Regions from separate parts of the Mus musculus genome. Here regions 2 and 3 are each linked to region 1. The links are chromatin loops, found by intact Hi-C in ENCODE. Cell type or tissue: left cerebral cortex. All regions are shown on one strand. Links, peaks and the distances in the headings refer to the core of each region. The heading gives the core; the rest is flanking DNA.

Evidence for each region. Hi-C counts contacts between places; a loop is a spot of excess contacts. Peaks named below come from ENCODE experiments on the same cell type or tissue, not always from the same donor. Only the 100,000 strongest peaks of a DNase experiment are listed, where the experiment ranks them.
Region 2: a loop joins it to region 1, with 2.0 times the contacts of the local background. A loop is called at or near these places in 21 of 42 quality-filtered maps.
Region 3: it touches region 1 in a loop (2.8-fold over the local background); 24 of 42 quality-filtered maps call a loop at or near these places.

What each region holds. Positions count from the first base shown.
Region 1 is chr7:122,915,516-122,924,034 of GRCm38, reverse strand. No RefSeq gene overlaps it. Among named protein-coding and RNA genes, the nearest start is that of Gm39082, 4.7 kb to the left of the region's middle. In left cerebral cortex, for the core only: CTCF peaks have their summits at 2,302 (motif pointing right) and 3,656 (motif pointing right); a DNase peak (open chromatin) is centred at 3,668.
Region 2 is chr7:122,240,496-122,244,495 of GRCm38, reverse strand. Gm29903 (a long non-coding RNA gene) reads left to right here and starts at 243. Exons shown (of 4, transcript XR_869922.2): 1 at 243-550; 2 at 755-869. In left cerebral cortex, for the core only: CTCF peaks have their summits at 2,026 (motif pointing right) and 3,591 (motif pointing left); DNase peaks (open chromatin) are centred at 33, 369 and 2,031.
Region 3 is chr7:122,249,531-122,253,530 of GRCm38, reverse strand. No RefSeq gene overlaps it. Among named protein-coding and RNA genes, the nearest start is that of Gm29903, 7.3 kb to the right of the region's middle. In left cerebral cortex, for the core only: CTCF peaks have their summits at 1,601 and 1,801; DNase peaks (open chromatin) are centred at 1,653, 1,833 and 3,862; H3K27ac peaks cover 1,766 bases.

The DNA of each region.
Region 1 (8,519 bases), core at 1,939-5,938:
CCTTTCTTCTTGTCTCAGAAACCAAGTGTGTGCAGAACTTTATAGAGAAAGCTACAGGCCTCGATGTCAGGGGTGAGGGACACAGTAGATCTGTTAGAGCAGTGTGGGCTCTGAGGTAATGTAGACCTTAAATTCTAGCTGCTAGATTTCATATAATCTCATTTTCTGGAAGCCGAGGCAGAAGATCACAAACTCAAGGTCCTCCTTCCTGGGCTCCAAATTGAGTTCAAGGGCAGTCTAGAGAGCCTAGACTTGATCTTAAGATAAAAATTAAAAGCTGAAAAAAAAATTAAAAGCTGATAGTTGTGCGTTGCTAGGGCACAGGATTCCCTTTGTAGGTTCTTGGTTACATCAATAGAGAACTTAGAAATGGATTTAAGGAAAAAAAGGGATGCAAAAGCAGTTTGCTGAAATTAGATGCGATCCTGGGTGCCAGGATAAGGATGCTATCTGGAAAGAGATAGAAGAGGGGAACAGAGAGAAGTGAGGGGGTTAAGGATGAGCATGGTGGGGTACCCCTGTTGCCTGTCGTCCTTGCTCATTCAGGGAGGCGGAGGTGGGAGAACAATGAATTCAACACCATCCTCAACTACATAACAAAGCCAAGGCTAGCCTGAGCTACTGGGGACCATGTCACCAAACAAACAAACAAACAAACAAACAAACAAAGGAAAAAAGACCAGAACCAGGCTCCCAGGGAGCCTTCCTTCTGTCTGCCTTCCTTCTCAACTCCGCCTCCAGCGTGTTGTATGTGTTTGTACCACAAAGTTGCCCTTTCTTCTAGAGTCTGGGGCATGAAAGCCCCAGACTTTACTCATTCTGCCTTACAAAAGGGAAAAGATTTAACTTTAATATCCTTTGACGTAGCCTGTAGCCAGCTGGAGTTGCTCAATGTGCTCAAGCACGCAGGATGAATCGACGATAGGAAGAAATAATAACAAACTCGATTTCTTTTATGGTTGTCGGCATACCTTTTAGCTCTGTGGCCAGGCAGGAACAGCACTACTGAATGCCGTCTGTTTATCTTTCCGTATTGTTAGCTTTGGCCAGGGAACACTAGCTAGCTAACTGCACGTACTGTCTTCCACTTGCCCTTCATCTTTGTGGCCAGTTTAAGGCCTCTGTATTGATTCATCTTTAGCCCTGCAGTAGTTATGGCCAGCTTGGGGATCATCATTGCTCTTTGAGAGACCGGTGCTGGGTTATTTTAAATCTAAGTGAGATAAGGCAGTGCTTGGGAATGAGCTACACAGAGCTTGGAGTTCGTCTACGGTAGCACTTGAATCCTGCCTGCTTTCCAATGATCTTATTTTCTGCTAAAATGTCTCCCAGAGGCTTCCAGGTTTGAACATTTGGTCCCCTCATGGTGGCGCTGTTCATCCTGGTAGGGGGTTCTATGTGGAGAGTGGATGAAACCTCGAGTGAATGAGTGTTATTGGCATGAGTACAGCCACGTTACGGACCCTTCCTTTGGTCAGACGTTGATAGTATGTGAAGAGTTCCAGCCACAGCTTCCTCTTCCCAGGTGACAGCAACAAGGGACTGCTCTACAGAAACCCCACCTACTAAGAGTACCTAGTCCTTTTCCTCTTCTTCCTCCCCTCCCCTCCTCCTCCTCCTCCTCCTCTTCCTCCCTCTCATTCCACTGCATATAATAACTGGGCTGAGTTTCTGGACTGCTGATACATCTCCATACGAGTGCATGCCCAGCTCAGCATTTCTGTGTATGTGTCACCCACTTCTTCATTTCCCCATTGCCTTGGTCTGGTTGATCCCAAAGTCAGGCAGGTCTCAGCAGTTATGAAAACCTTAGGAGGTGGGCTGAGCTACAGGGAGTGGGTCACTTGGTGGGCCTTGAGGTTTACAGGCTAGCCCTACTTCTGGCTGGCCTCTGCGTCCCGATCCATCCAGATGTGAGCAAGTTGGAGTTGCTACAGGGCATACAGTAGCCCATGCTCCAAACCTAAGTGCTTCTCCTGTATGCAGCTTCTATTAGGCACTTTGCTAAAGTACTTAATCCCCCTCCCTACTCCAATGTGCTCAGCAGTGACTGTCTGTGGGTAACTGCCTCTAAGGTAGGGCCTTGGGGCATATAAAGAACAGCTCTGCCTTCCTTCTCAACTCCGCCTCCAGCGTGTTGTATTTATCTTCACCTTTTAGCGTTCGGCTGGCCTTTTAAAAAGTTGTAAAACAGGATTTTCTCTCTCCTTATTTTAAAGCCGTGTTCATTCTGATTTAATGTGCGTGGGTATTTTGCTGCCTATATGTCTGTGCACCAAATGTGTGCAGTGCCCAGAAGGGCCAGAAGAGGGCATCAGATTCCCCACTGGAACTGGAGTTCGGATCATTGCTAGCCACGAGTGCTAGGAATTGAATTTGGGTCTTCTGGGAGTGCTCTTAATGAACGAGCCATCTCTCTAGCCCCCAGGACTTTCTCTTTAGTGCTGGAGGAATCTTGCTACAAGGTTCTTCCTCACTTGGTCCAGACACAGGAGTCACCATCTGCCCTTGTAAAGGGACTCAGTGACTGTCCTATTTGTAAAGAGTGTTCTCAACTTGTTACAGATCATTCACTGTGCCATTTGTCTCAGAAAACACTGACATACCGACATACTGACATTCTCATCTCTCAAGTGGTGCCTGGGAAACAGATGGCTGCCCTTCCATGCCTTGACCAGTATCCCACCTACCAGTGGGGGTTAAATGCCAGTGAGCCCATCCTAAGCCAGAAATGCATTTACTGTACCCAGTTGTTGAACACCATGACTTATGATACTGTCAAGCGTTGGTTGTTATCTTCCGAAGCATGGAGCTGATCAGAGCCATGGCTTCCTGCTTCTGCCTAGTGTCAGGATCGAGCACCGTGCTGCATATTTTGTTATTTTGGGAAAGAACCCAAATCTAAAATCTCAAATATAGTTTCTGTTGAGTATGGACCATTTTGGCATCGTCCATCCTGATGTCCAGAAATCTGAGGGTGACTGTTGTAAGTTGAACACTCTGTGACTCACTCAGTGCTGGGCGGGTGTGGTCTTAGCCATCAGCAAATCTTTGTTGTGGGGTTCAGCAAATCTCTGTTGTGGGGTTCAGGGAGTAAAGCCCCAACCTCCAGGCTTTGCTGAATTTTAGAGCAGATGGGAAGACCAGCCACCCTCAAACAAGCTGGCATTTGTAGTGTCCATATGAAGCGATCATTGGGACAGGAAGCAGGAGGTGGAAATTCATATACTAACTCAACATTGAATGCGTGGTCAAATACACAGTGCCAGGCCATCGAACAGCAGTTCCCCGGTTTGAAAAAAAAAATGAGCGTTATAATATGTTTGTGTTATTCCAGGCATACTTGTGGTGGCCTTCATCAGCTTGGCCGTCTCTATGAATTAAACATGAAGGCTTCATAAAGGCAGGCATCGATCATGCTGTGTGGATAAACAAGAGACCTCTAAAATCAAGCAGGCTTGGTGTAAAACCCCAACTCTACCACTTAAGACTTATGTGAACCATGGAGCTTACTTAGTGTGCCTGCAGCTTAGCCACGCTCAAGACCTTGTGGATTCAAAAACCACCCACCGGATAAGTGGATAAACAAAGTTATCCTTTTGTTTACCCTTAAGCGGCTCTCAAGTACCCCGATGGTTTATTATTTGACCACTAGAGGTCAGGCTAACCCCAAGGTTCAACTCACGATAATCTGGTCTCTTGTTTCTGGTATGTTTTCCAAAGGAGCCAAGCAAAGATCTCTTCACAAACCCACTCAGGATGTCATACCCACTTCCCCAGAACACTTTTGCCCCCCTTCAGACTTTACCCCTTGACTAGGAAGATGGGGATCTGCCCGAGGGTGAACACACTGAATGATTTCATTGGAAATCAGCATAACCCAGTGTCACCCCGGTTCCTTCCCCTTTCTGCAGAAGCGGAACCAAGGACAGCTTCTGAGTATAGCTGTGTTTTGGGAACTATTATAAGACTTTCACCCATATTAACTTGAAATCTCTGTGGGGTAGTTGTTCTTCGTTTAATTTTGCAGAGGAAAAGCCAATGTAGGGACACAGTACCGATAGTCTATCAGATTCTACCTGCGATTAGCCTGGGACTGAGTTCTCGCGAGAGCTAGCTGCTGAGATACACACTTAGGATCTGGGAGATGCCAAATAAAGGCTCCCAGTCCTGCCTAGGACCTGAGATTTTTGGTCTTTAGGATGAATTTCCTCCCCCCTTTTTGGGATCTGCTATGATCCTCAGGCTGACCTAGACCATGGTCTCTTCCAGTTCCAGTGCTGGACTTATAAGTGTGAGTCATCATGTCTAACTTGGGGTGACTCTTTGGGGTTTTTTGGGCCAATGGGAGCATGCTGTCCCTCACTGCATTGCCTGTGGCTCTTGGAGGGAGGGGGTCAGACAGACCAAACTCAAATCTCCATGTTGTTGTTTGCACAGTTTTGTGGCCCAACACATACACACTTTACTCAGTCTCAGTTTCTTCCTTTTGAAAATCTAGAAACTTCCTCTTAGTCTACTCTATAACATCTATGGCTTCTGGAGTATTCTTGCTTGGTTTCTACTCTGTTTCTACTGCTAGACAGTTCTGGATTACAGTGGGTACATAAGAACTATCTCCGGGGCCTGACATTCTGTAGTGAGTGTCCTTCAAAGTGTAAGAGTCCCTCTCTCTATATTCCCATGGAAAATGAGTCTGGAAAATGCCCGAGTCAAGGTACTTTATAAGAAATGGAGGTTTGATTAGCTTATGGTTCTGGGGCCAGGGGAGTCTAAGAGTGGGCTGCTAACGTCAGCTGAGGGTCTTGTGGTCACAACATGCAGAAGCATCACACAGTGAGACAGAGTCCAAGTTTCCCCTTCTTATAAAGCTACCGGTGCCACCCTGGGGTCCCATCCTCAGGACCTTACCTAACAGTAGTCACTTCTCCAAGGCCCATTAATATATGACTTTGGGGATTAAGTTTTCTTTTCTTTCTCTCTTTCTTTCTCTCTCTCTCTCTCTCTCTCTCTCTCTCTCTTTCTTTCTTTCTTTCTTTCTTTCTTTCTTTCTCTCTTTCTCTCTCTCTTTCTCTCTCTCTCTCTCCCTCCCTCCCTCCCTCCCTCCCTTCCTTCCTTCCTTCCTTCCTTCCTTCCTTTCCCCCCTCTCTCTTTCTTTTTTATTAGATATTTTTTATATACATTTCAAATGCTATACTGAAAGTTCCCTATACCCTCCCTCTGCCCTGCTCCCCTACCCACCCACTCCCGCTTCTTGGCCCTGGCATTCCCCTGTACTGGGGCATATAAAGTTTGCAATACCAAGGGACCTCTCTTCCCAGTGATGGCTGACTAGGCCATCTTCTGCTACATATGCAGCTAGACATATGAGTTCTAGGGGTACTTGTTAGTTTCTATTGTTGTTCCACCTATAGGGTCGCAGGCCTCTTCAGCTCCTTGGGTGCTTTCTCTAGCTTCTCCATTGGGGGCCCTGTGTTCCATCTTATAGATGACTGTGAGCATCCACTTCTGTATTTGCCAGGCACTGTCTCGTATGAGGCTATGCCAGTGCCTGGGATTAAGTTTTCAACACAAGAACTTTTGGGGAACACATCCCCCTAACCATCCCCCCTTTCCTTCTTGCTCTGGGGACAATCAGGAGGTGCATGGGGTCATGGTTCACAGCTTCAAGTTCTGGATGACATAAACTGGTAGACACAGAGTTGAAACCTGGCAGTTGTGTTCCGTTTGGCTGTAACACCCCACAGTTGTTGGTCATTTCCTGTGCATTTTATCCTTGTCTATATGGAAAAGAGGCTTGGTGTGGTCAGCCATATTCTCTCTGATTCTGCAGACAGAAGGCTATGTCCATCCACCGAAACTCCAGCTTGCATGCTGTATGTGCACGTAGGCTGTGTTCTTAGTTAATTAATTGTGTGTGTGTCTGTGCACAACTGGAGTTGAGGGGACATCTTGCAGGAGTCAGTTATTTTCTTCTACCAGTGTTCCAGGAATTGTCCTTGGCAACAAGTATCTTTATCCACTGAGCCATAGTTTTTGTTGTTGCTGTTGTTTGTTTTTTTAAATAAAAAATTTCAGGCAGTCATGGCAGTGCATGCCTTTAATCTGAGCACTTGGGAGGTAGAAGGGGGTGTATCTCTGTGGGTTTGAGGCCAGCTTGGTCTGCACGATGAGTTCCAGCATGGCCAGAGCTATGTAGACAGATACTGTCTTAAACAAAATAAAACAAATGTTATTATTTTAAGTTCTGTGTATGAATATATGTCTGCGTATGGCCGTGTGTGTGTGTGTGTGTGTGTGTGTGTGCACAGATGTCTGCAGGTGTTGCCTCCCTCCGAGATGTGGTTATGAGCCATCACGTAGGTGCTTGGAATTGCACTTTGGTACTCTGGAATTGCAGTTTCTGCTCTTAATCATTAAGCCATCTCTCCATCCCTTTATTTATCTTTTGAGACAAGAATCTGATATGGAACAGGATGGCTTCTAACTCACTATGCAGTTAAAGATGACCTTAAACGTCTGACCCTTTTTCCCCCATCTCCTGAGTGCTGGGTTGGACCCAGCACTGGCTTGCTTTCATGCCACGCCAGTGCTCTGCCAACTGAGTTAGATCCCCAGCTCCATGCACGTAAAGTTCCCTGTAGTGGCTATTCCTGGTTGTCAACTTGACAATATTTGGAATGAACTACAATCCGGAATTGGAAGGCTCACCAGTGACCCTTATCTGGAGGCTTGGAGATCCTTATCTGGATCTTGGTTTGAAGATCTTGAGCCACAGTGGCTATGGATTCCAGAAGATTGAATCTCCGAGTTTAAGGAACACACCTTTAATCTGGGCTACACCTTTCATCTGGGATTAAAGGTGTGGCGGAACACACCTTTAATCTGGGCTACACCTTCTGCTGGAGACAATATAAGGACATTGGAAGAAGGGAGTCTAGCTCTTGCTCTTGCTCCTGCTCCTTCGCCTGCTTGCTGTGTGAGACTGAGTAACTGCTAGATCCTTGGACTTCCATTCACAGCTGCGACTGAACAATTGTTGGGAATTGGGCTGCCAACTGTAAGTCATCAATAAATTCCTTTACTATCTAGAGACTATCCATAAGTTCTGTGACTCTAGAGAACCCTGACTAATACAGAAGTTGGTACCAGGAGTGGTTCTAGAGTAACAGAAGTACAAGGATGAATCTTTTAAAATACTGGAATTGGCTTGTTGATCCACCAGCACTTTCAACTATTGAAACCTCTCCAGATTCTCTCCCTCCTGGGAACTCAGAGAATTTTGAAGACCCATGGTTGAAACTATATTCCGAACTTAAAGAAGCTAATGACCTTGATTTTCTTAATGAATTAGGTGATTCAGTGCACAAAGCTTTCTACAAGATGGGGAAAAAATCGGAAAATGATTTTACTGGCTGGCTGCTCTTAGTATCTGTGGAAAAAATGATGAATGAAAAGAAGGAGTTGTGTGATAAAATCGAAAGGCTCCAGACACAAGTAAACGATCTAAAAGTTGCTAAGTGTGTCCTTGAGGAGAATCTTCTCTCTTGTAGCAATAGAGCTCAAGTTGCAGAAAATCAAACAGAAACTCTCATTGTGAGGTTGGCTGAACTACAGCGAAAATTCAAGTCTCAGCCTCAGAGTGTGTCGACAGTTAAAGTAAGGGCTCTAATTGGCAAAGAATGGGATCCTACAACATGGGACGGGGATGTGTGGGAAGACCATGTAGAAGCTGAGAATTTTGAATCTTCAGATTCTCAAGGGTTTGCCCCACCTGAGGAAGTAGTACCCTCAGCCCCACCCCTTGAAATAATGCCTTCGCCACATGAGGAAATTAATTTTGCAGAGTCTGATAAACCAGCAATGACTTTCACTACTGATGTTTCTCGAGGCCCACCAATAGTTTCTTCTAGACCTGTAACCAGACTCAAAGCAAAACAGGCTCCTAGAGGGGAGGTAGAAAGTGTAGTCCATGAGGAAATTCGCTACACTACTAAGGAGCTTAATGAGTTTGCTAATTCATTCAAGCAGAAACCTGGTGAATATGTGTGGGAATGGATTTTAAGGGTGTGGGATAAGGGTGGAAGGAACATAAAACTAGAGCAGGCTGAGTTTATTGACATGGTTCCTCTGAGTAGAGATTCTAGGTTTAATACGGAAGCTCGCATAGTTAAAAAAGGTGTCAAAAGTTTGTTTGAATGGTTGGCTGAGGTGTTTATCAAAAGATGGCCTACTGGAAATGACTTGGAGATGCCTGATATTCCGTGGCTTAGTGTTGATGAAGGGATTTTAAGACTTAGGGAAATTGCAATGCTAGAGTGGATATATTGTGTAAAGCATAATTGTCCACAATGGGAAGGTCCAGAAGATATGCCCTTCACCAGCTCTATAAGACGCAAATTGGTGAGAGGGGCACCAGCACATTTGAAGGGTTTTGTTCTTTCCCTTTTCCTTGTGCCAGATCTTAGCATTGGAGATGCTTCTGCTCAATTAGATGAATTAAATTCACTGGGTTTAGT
Region 2 (4,000 bases), core at 1-4,000, 680 kb after region 1:
TGAATGTGGTGCCAATCAGCCTTCGTTACTGGGAACACAACACTGCACCATTAATGGAGGGAGCTTTGCAACTGCTCATTAGTTCTCCAGATTCAGGGCTTTATTCTAAGGGATGCTCAGAAGCCGAGGATGCACCAGTGACCACCAAGTGTCTCCCCGGAGACAGGGGCTGCTCCAGGGAGTGACTGCGCTCTGTCCCCTCCCTTCCTTGCTCACTCACACGGTCCTCCAGGATCCTCTGCTGAATCCCCCGGGGCTGTGGGATGTTAAAGGGCTGAACGAGCAATAGAAAATTCTAGATTAAGACATTCCTGTGGGGGAAGTTAGGACTCTGAGAAGACAGAAACACAAACCAAATCTTCCAAGGGGTGGGGGGTGGGGGGGAGGAAAGCCTGCTTTCCACACTCCAGTCAGTGAAGTGGGCGGCTCTGGATGGGCAGATGGCAGCAGGGAGACAAGACGCGCAGCAAGGCCACCATGCTGGGCTAGATCATCAGACGACAAATTCAAAGATCAAATCTCTGCCTGAGAGACGGGACATTTGGAGCAGGTATAACATTGGGTTAGACGGAAGGTTTCAGCGGATCAGATATGTGTGAAAAGTTTTCAGGTTTGAAGCTCAAGAGGAGCACTGGTGTGGATTGTCCGTGCCAAAGGTCCACAGATGGACCTGGGCCTACCTGGTGGGGTGAGGCTTTTTCTTCCAGGCTTCAGAGGAAGCAGGGGGCTTCTGTGACGTGTTTGTGTATTACAGGAACACTATGCCTTCCCAATGAGATATCACTCGGTGCGCCCAGGAAAAATAAGGAGAAGGCACTTTGTTGAAGATGCACTCCACTGGCCTGGCACTCTATGGCTGATACCCAGAGGTGAGTGGGCCTTAAACAGACGGCTTTACTAATTTGTGTTCCACATACCTTGTCGATATTGTGTTTGTCAGGGTTCTCTAGAGTCACAGAACTTATGGAATGTGTGTGTGTGTGTGTGTGTGTGTGTGTGTGTGTGTGTGTGTGTAATTTATTGGAAAGACTTGCTGCAGTCCAACTAACCCAACAATGGCCAGCTGTGAACAGGAAGTCTAAGAATCTAGTAGTTGCTCAGACTCAGCTGATCTGTTGTATAAGCTGGAATTCTGAAGAAGTAGGCTTCCATAGATGTGCTGCAAAATGAGTGTGAACCCCTCCCTTCTTCCGTTGTTCTTATGTGGGCCTCCAGCAGAAGGTACGGCCCAGATTAAAGATGTGCCTCAAGATCTGAATTAAAGGGGTGTGTCTACCCTAGATTGGATTTTATTGCTGTGAAAAGACACCATGACCATGGCAACTCTTATAAAAACAAACATGTAATTGGAAATTACAGTTTCAGAGTTTTAGTTCATTATCATCATGGTGGGAAGCATGGCAGCATGCAGGCAGACATGGTGCTGGAGAAGAAGAGAGTTCCACATCTTGTTCCAAAGGTAGCAGCAGGAGACTGTCATCCACAGGCAGTCAGGAGGAAGGTCTCTTCTGCACTGGGCAGAGCTTGAGCCCTAGGAGACCTCAAAGCACACCCCCACAGTGACACACTTCCTCCAACAAGACCACACCTATTTCAACAAGGCCACACCTCCTAATAGTGCCACTTCCTGTGGTCCAAGCATATTCAAACCACCACAGTGTCCACCCAGATCCAAAGATTGTGTCATCCCACCTTAGGATCTAGATCAAAAGCTGTGTCTTCCAGTCTCAAGATCCAGATCAAAGACATGTTATCTTCCTGCCTCAAGATCTGGAGCCCAGTGAGCCCTCCATTTCTGAATCGTGTTTTATTCCAGACAACCGAGAATAGCCATCAGAGATACTATACACATTTAAATAGAGTGACATGGGAAATACATATTCCAGCTTTATACAGTTGGTAACTGCCTGTCGGTAAAGATGGCACAACCTGGTTAGTTGATTGATGCTGCCATACACAAGCCTGCTACTGTACTGGCTTGTATTTGTGGAGCTAAACCATGGTTGCTATGTTAGATGCTTCCACTAGAGGGTGCCTGCAAACCTCTGAGTGGGGCTGATAAAATAGGCTCAAGAGGAAAGGATGTTTTCTTTCAGGTGTCAGCAACCTACAGGCAGTGTGCCAACATTGCCTGTCACAGAATGAATAGAGGTCTTGTTTTATTGTTGTGTTTTTGTGGGGTGGAGGGGGGTTATTAGGGATTGAACCCAGGGCTTTGTATGTGTGAGGTTAACACTCACCACTGAACTATATCCTTTAAAAACAAACAAACAAACAAAAACCTTGTATACTGAGACAGGTTTCACTCTATAGCCCAGGCAGGCCTTGTGATCTACCTGCCTCGACCTCCCATTCAGCTGGGACTACAGGTTTGCACCACCAGGCTTTGGCTAAATAAAGTTTTCTTGGAACTTCCCTTTTTATATTCATTTCCTTTTGATTCGAGGCGGCTTTCACACGACAAAGGTAAAACTGAACAGTGGTAACAGAAATATCACAGTCCTCAAAGCCAAGAGCATTTACTGTATATTCTTGACAGACAAAACTTGCTCTCTTCATTCTAGATGCACATACGCTCCAAAATGGTCTGTGTGCCTGAAAAGAACCTACGTAAATTCATAATTATGACAGCTTCATAAGGTAGATAGTATAATTATCCCCACTGCATGGACTTTAAACTGAGGCATGGAGACACTAGATGTAATTCCCAGAGTCCCATGGCCAATAACAATTACTTGAGTTGAATCTTGAATCCCAATAGTATGGTCCTAGAGGCTGCTCACTAAACAACCACTGAAAATGCCTCCTAAAGTTTGTACAAAGGGTAGAGAACCCCAAGATAGCCACACACAAGACATTCTTAGCAGCACGGAAAGATGGAGCTGCAGCGTCGAGTTTCCAAATGATGGATGATATGTAGCTTCCAAGCTGGGACCCAGGCAGCTCACAGCCAAGTGCAACAGCAGAAATAAAGTAAGTGATGCCAACCACGCCAGCAGGAGATTGTGTTTCACTAATGTACTCTTTTGCAGGGGTTACTGTAGAGAGCTCATCAAAGTGAGAGGTTAAGGGGCTGGGAAGACAGCTCAGTCAATAAAGTGCTTGCTCTGTACCTATGAGGATATGTGCTTGGATCCACAGCACCACATAAAAGTCAGGTGTGGCTTGCAGCCACCAAGCAGACCCCCTGGAGCCCACTGGGCAGCCAGTAGTCTAGTCACACTGGTGAATCCCAGGTTCAGGGAGAGGCTCCGTATCCAAAAGATAAGGTGAACAGTCATTAAGAAAGACATCTGATCTAAGCTCTGATCACACATGCACATGTACACACAAACACAAAAAGATAAGAAAGGAAGGTCAGAGGCACAGCAGGTGCCTTACTGTGATTTACACTCTAGCATAGAACCAACATGCCCTCCTTTCTGAGTATGCAGTCGTCAGCAGAAAGAACCCAAGAGACGGGCTGCTGAGATGGCTCAGAGGTTAGCACTGGCTGTTCTTCCAGAGGTCCTGAGTTCAATTCTCAACAACTACATGGTGGCTCACAACCATCTGTCTATAAAGGGATCTGATGCCCTCTTCTGGCATGTTGATGTATATGCAGCAGAACACTTACACATAATTTTTTAAAAATAAAAAATAAAAACAAAACAAAAACCCCAAGAGACAAGGCTGGAGGGTGAATGCTAGGATGCAGGAATATTGAGAGCTGGGTGGAAGATGCTCACCACACAAACATCTCCAGTAGCCACAATAGTGTAAGAAGCCTAGAAGTGAAAGGCAGATCCCCTGGCTTCGATTCCCACTGCTCAGAGTTCACACGGCTTGTAACTTTGTATGAAGCCATTTTTCAGAGCTGCTGAGAAACAACCGGCTGGCCAATCCCCACCAGACTCTATCTGAAGATTGCAACAATGTTGCCCCCCCCCTGCTGGGTGAGTTTTATTCTCAGCTAGGAGACAGAGCCCAGTAGACTTCTTGGCATCTGGAGAACGGCAAA
Region 3 (4,000 bases), core at 1-4,000, 670 kb after region 1:
TTCTGCAGATAGTCAATTGCACCCTTCTCATTCACTGGCTCTGGGTGGCCTGAGGACACAGGCAGTGCAAAGTGGTGTGGGGTGTGCTCAGACTCAAGGCTGCAGCAAAGTCTCAAAGTCTCAAGATGGTGCTGCCAGAGGCACATCCATTCCTTACGTGTATAACTTTGGACTGCCTTTTGGTCAATGCACATTCAAAAACCATTCACTGTTGCCAAATTATCCTGGAGGCCCCCCACATGATGGGCAGTTTAAGGAGCTGTGATGCAAAGGATACTGGGAAGGCGACTCTCAGGAAAGGAAATACAGCTTATAGACACAAGAGAAAGCTCCATCCCACACACAATTAAGGCAATGTAAATTAAAACCATAATGAGGAACTATTTTCTCCTACCAGACGGACAGCGGATGCTCAGGTAGGCTGTGAGCAACTACTTGTACATCAGAAAACAGCACCTCCCACTAGTCAGGTGCGCATCCTGCCCAGCAACTGGCCCATCTGAACTTCAGGCCCACTTGCTGTGCTGCCTGGACCTTTGCAAACAGGTCTCTGAAGTGAGCACCCTGACGCTCTGAAGAAAACATTCTTGGCTTTAACTGGCCGTCAGAGTGTAACTCCACACAGTAGGACTGCACCTCACTGCCTGCCCTTAGCCATTTGAAAGCACTTTGTCTCCATTGCCATGTAGAGAGGCAGAGGCCTCACTACCGACCTCTCCCTTATCCCTACATCAATTTTACTGGGTATTATTACTAATGATGGTAGCCAGCCAGGAAATGTTTGCTGAGAATCTGCACACAGTTAGCCTTTTTCTGACTTCTAATAGTCCCAGTGGTGGTGGGAGGGGGGTGGCGGTTGTGTGCTTTGGGTTTGTTTGTTTGACTTTTATGTTTTGCTTTATTTTTAAGACAGAGTCTTTCTGCATAGCCCAGGCTGGACTTAAGCTCCCGATTTCCCTACCTCAGCTGCCCGAATGCCAGGATGACAGGTGTGCACCACCATGCCCACACACTTTGTTATTTTTCCTTTTTTGAAATTTGCCTATATGACTTGAAGTAATGCATTTAGTAGATCTCTATCCACAGACATCATAATTCATACTAGTTCTGGGTTTTTTTAAATTCTGTGGTTTTTGCAAATCATAAAAACTTACTCTAACTAGCCTAAAGAGCAGGTGTTAGAAGAATGACTATGGTGTGGGTTCTAGGGTACAGTAAAAAATCCAAAGGGACTGAACGACTGTGAATCTGCACAAAGGCAGCAGTTGAAGGGGCTCACATGCTCCTTCCAGTCTATGTTTCCGGCCCCTCCTGTCAAAACCCTGAGGTCCACTATGGTCAAGGGGGTGGGGCACTAGCCTGTCTGCTGTTGAAGCAGTTGCAGGAAAACATGGGTTTCTGGGCAGTCATCTCTGTACTCCTATGATGCAAACGTTAATTGTTCTCCATCAGAATACTTGAGAATGGATTCAAGGTCTGATTGAAGGAAAGGCAGGTGGCCTGTCTCCGATATTATCCACGACAGAGTGCGGGGAACTGGAGATCAGACTGCCTTAGCTCTGAGGGCCTAGTTCTCTTTTCCTTAAGCAATCGGGAAGTCTCTTGCCTCTCTTCTCCCCCTAGCGGGAGGAGAGGTGGTGGCGGTGACGTTTGCCGGGTGTGAGTGGGATGCTATGAAGGTGGAGTGGAGGTGGAGATGTTTGGGGGATGGTTTCAGGTGGTAGTGGTGTTTGAGAGTATTGGAGGTAGTATAAGGTGGGGTGGGGATGGAGTGGTATTTGAAGGGTGGTTTTAGCTTGGGGAATTAACCTGCCGACAGTTTGTCTTGAGATTCTTTTCCTATTTTGTGCACAGAAGTCCCGCTCTGCCCCCTGGTGGAAGCCACCCGAAACTACAAGGAGAAAACGACTTCAGGCCTCTTCTGAGGCAGCCCTTGCTTGCCTTGTTAGATTGTTTCTAGCTATTTTGTTGCGGGCTTTGCCTTAATAGCTCACCTACCTCAGGCCAAGTTCCAGGCCTGCTACCTGTCCTTGACGCTCTAGCACACGCGCAGACTTCCGAGGGCTGCTTTAAGGGCCACAGATAGAATCGCTTTAAAAACAAAGGCAGGGGTTGTAGGGTTGGCTTTGTGGTTAAGAGCATGTATTGCTCTTCCGGAGAACCTAAACTCATCCGTGACAGGTGGCTCACAACCACCTGACTCTAGCTCCAGGGTAGTTGGCACCTCTAGCCTCTGAGAGCATCTACACGCCCACACACGTAATTTAAAATAAATAAAAATTTAAAACCCACCAAAGTATATAATCTTTCAGTTCTGGAAGGAAACTGTCTGAAGCACTCACTGGGCCATATTCCTTCCAATGCCCATAGAGGAGCCCTTCCTTCCCTCTCTGTAGCCTCAAGACATCTAAGCAACCTTCTCTTGGTCGTGAATGTATTGCTCCAGTCCTCTGCCTTCACAGGATCTGCCTTCTCTCTGCATCTCTTCATCCCTCTGTGCCTGTCTCTTTGTCTCCAATTCCTGTTTTCTAAGCAGTACAATACCCTATTATTGGATAAGGATCCACCTGCTCATTAGACGTCATTTAAAGGCTGGGATTAGAAAGCCAACGTGCACTAAGATGAAACGTATCATACTTGGTTGATACCGGTAACTGTGAATTAGACTGTGCACCACTGGTTCCTGATTTGAACATCTGGTCCCCACATAGTGGCTCTGCTTTGTGAGATTATGGAATCTTCAGGAGATGTGGCCTAGCTGGAAGAGCTAAGCCACTAGAGCCTAGCCCATGAAAGTTAGAGTCTAGACCCTGGGTTCACCACTCTCTCCGCTTCCTGGTCCTCAGGAATATGAACTGCTTCCTCTTTATGCTCCCATGGCAACCATGCCTTCCTATTACAATGGACTGAAATTCTAAAATCATAAGCCAAAATAAACATTTCCTCCATTAAGCTAAGTTGCGTAGCTTGGGTATAGGTGTTTGCCAGCAGCTAATAAAACACCTTATTAACCATAACCACATCATTTTTGTAAAGCTCCTCCATTTGGATTAAAGCGACAAGTCCTGAAACCACAATAATTTGATTTTCAAAACTAAAGTAACTTCTTTTTCTAGATATTCTTCCATCTCTCTTCTCATTGGCTGATCCAAAGGTAGCCTGACTGCAAGGCAATACTATCTACCACTCTTCAATTAATGTAGAAGAAACTCAAAGCTACAGGTTTGATTTAATAAATGATTTACTAATAGATTTGCTTAGAAGACATTAAATCACACTCTCATTCATTAATACTGTCATGTGACATGCTTGAAAGACATGGATTAAAAGCAGAAATACAAACCGCTTGCTCATGTCATCCTCAAAGATCTGAATAAACAACTTAGATAGGGTGTTCCTTGTGTCCCAAGTGTGTCAATCAAGTTGATACAAACAAACCAGACACAATCAGTGCTTGTTATGATGAAATGACAGTCTCTTTCACTAGGAGGTCGGCAGTGTCAAAATGAAGCTGAATATCTCTTTCCTTGCCACCTACTTCAGAAACTCTTTAAAGTGGACAATGAGTGTAAGCTGTGCGCTTTCTGTGAGAAGCCCTGGCCACAGAAATAGCCGCTGAAGCTCTGGGTGAAGATAGAATGGTCATGTGGTCCAGATCAGTGGTAGGAACTATACACAAGGTTTTCCCATCGAGCAAGGTGCTTGACGGCAAAGGGCGCCTGCTGCTGAGTCAGGGACGTTCTTGTTCTAGCCCGAGGAATGCTGGAGAGAGAGTCTGTCTGAGGATGCATTGTGGGTGCCAATCTGAGTGTTCTCAGCTTGGTTATTCTATAAAAAGCGGTGGGGGTGGCTATTCCTGGACTGACAGATAGTATTGTGCCTTGGCAATTGGTGCTGAGAAGAGCTAGCAGAATCTGAAAGTCTTTCGATGTCTGAAGAAGATGGTGCCCACCAGTATGTTGTCAGAAGGCCCGTAAACACAGAAGATAAACCCCAGGAC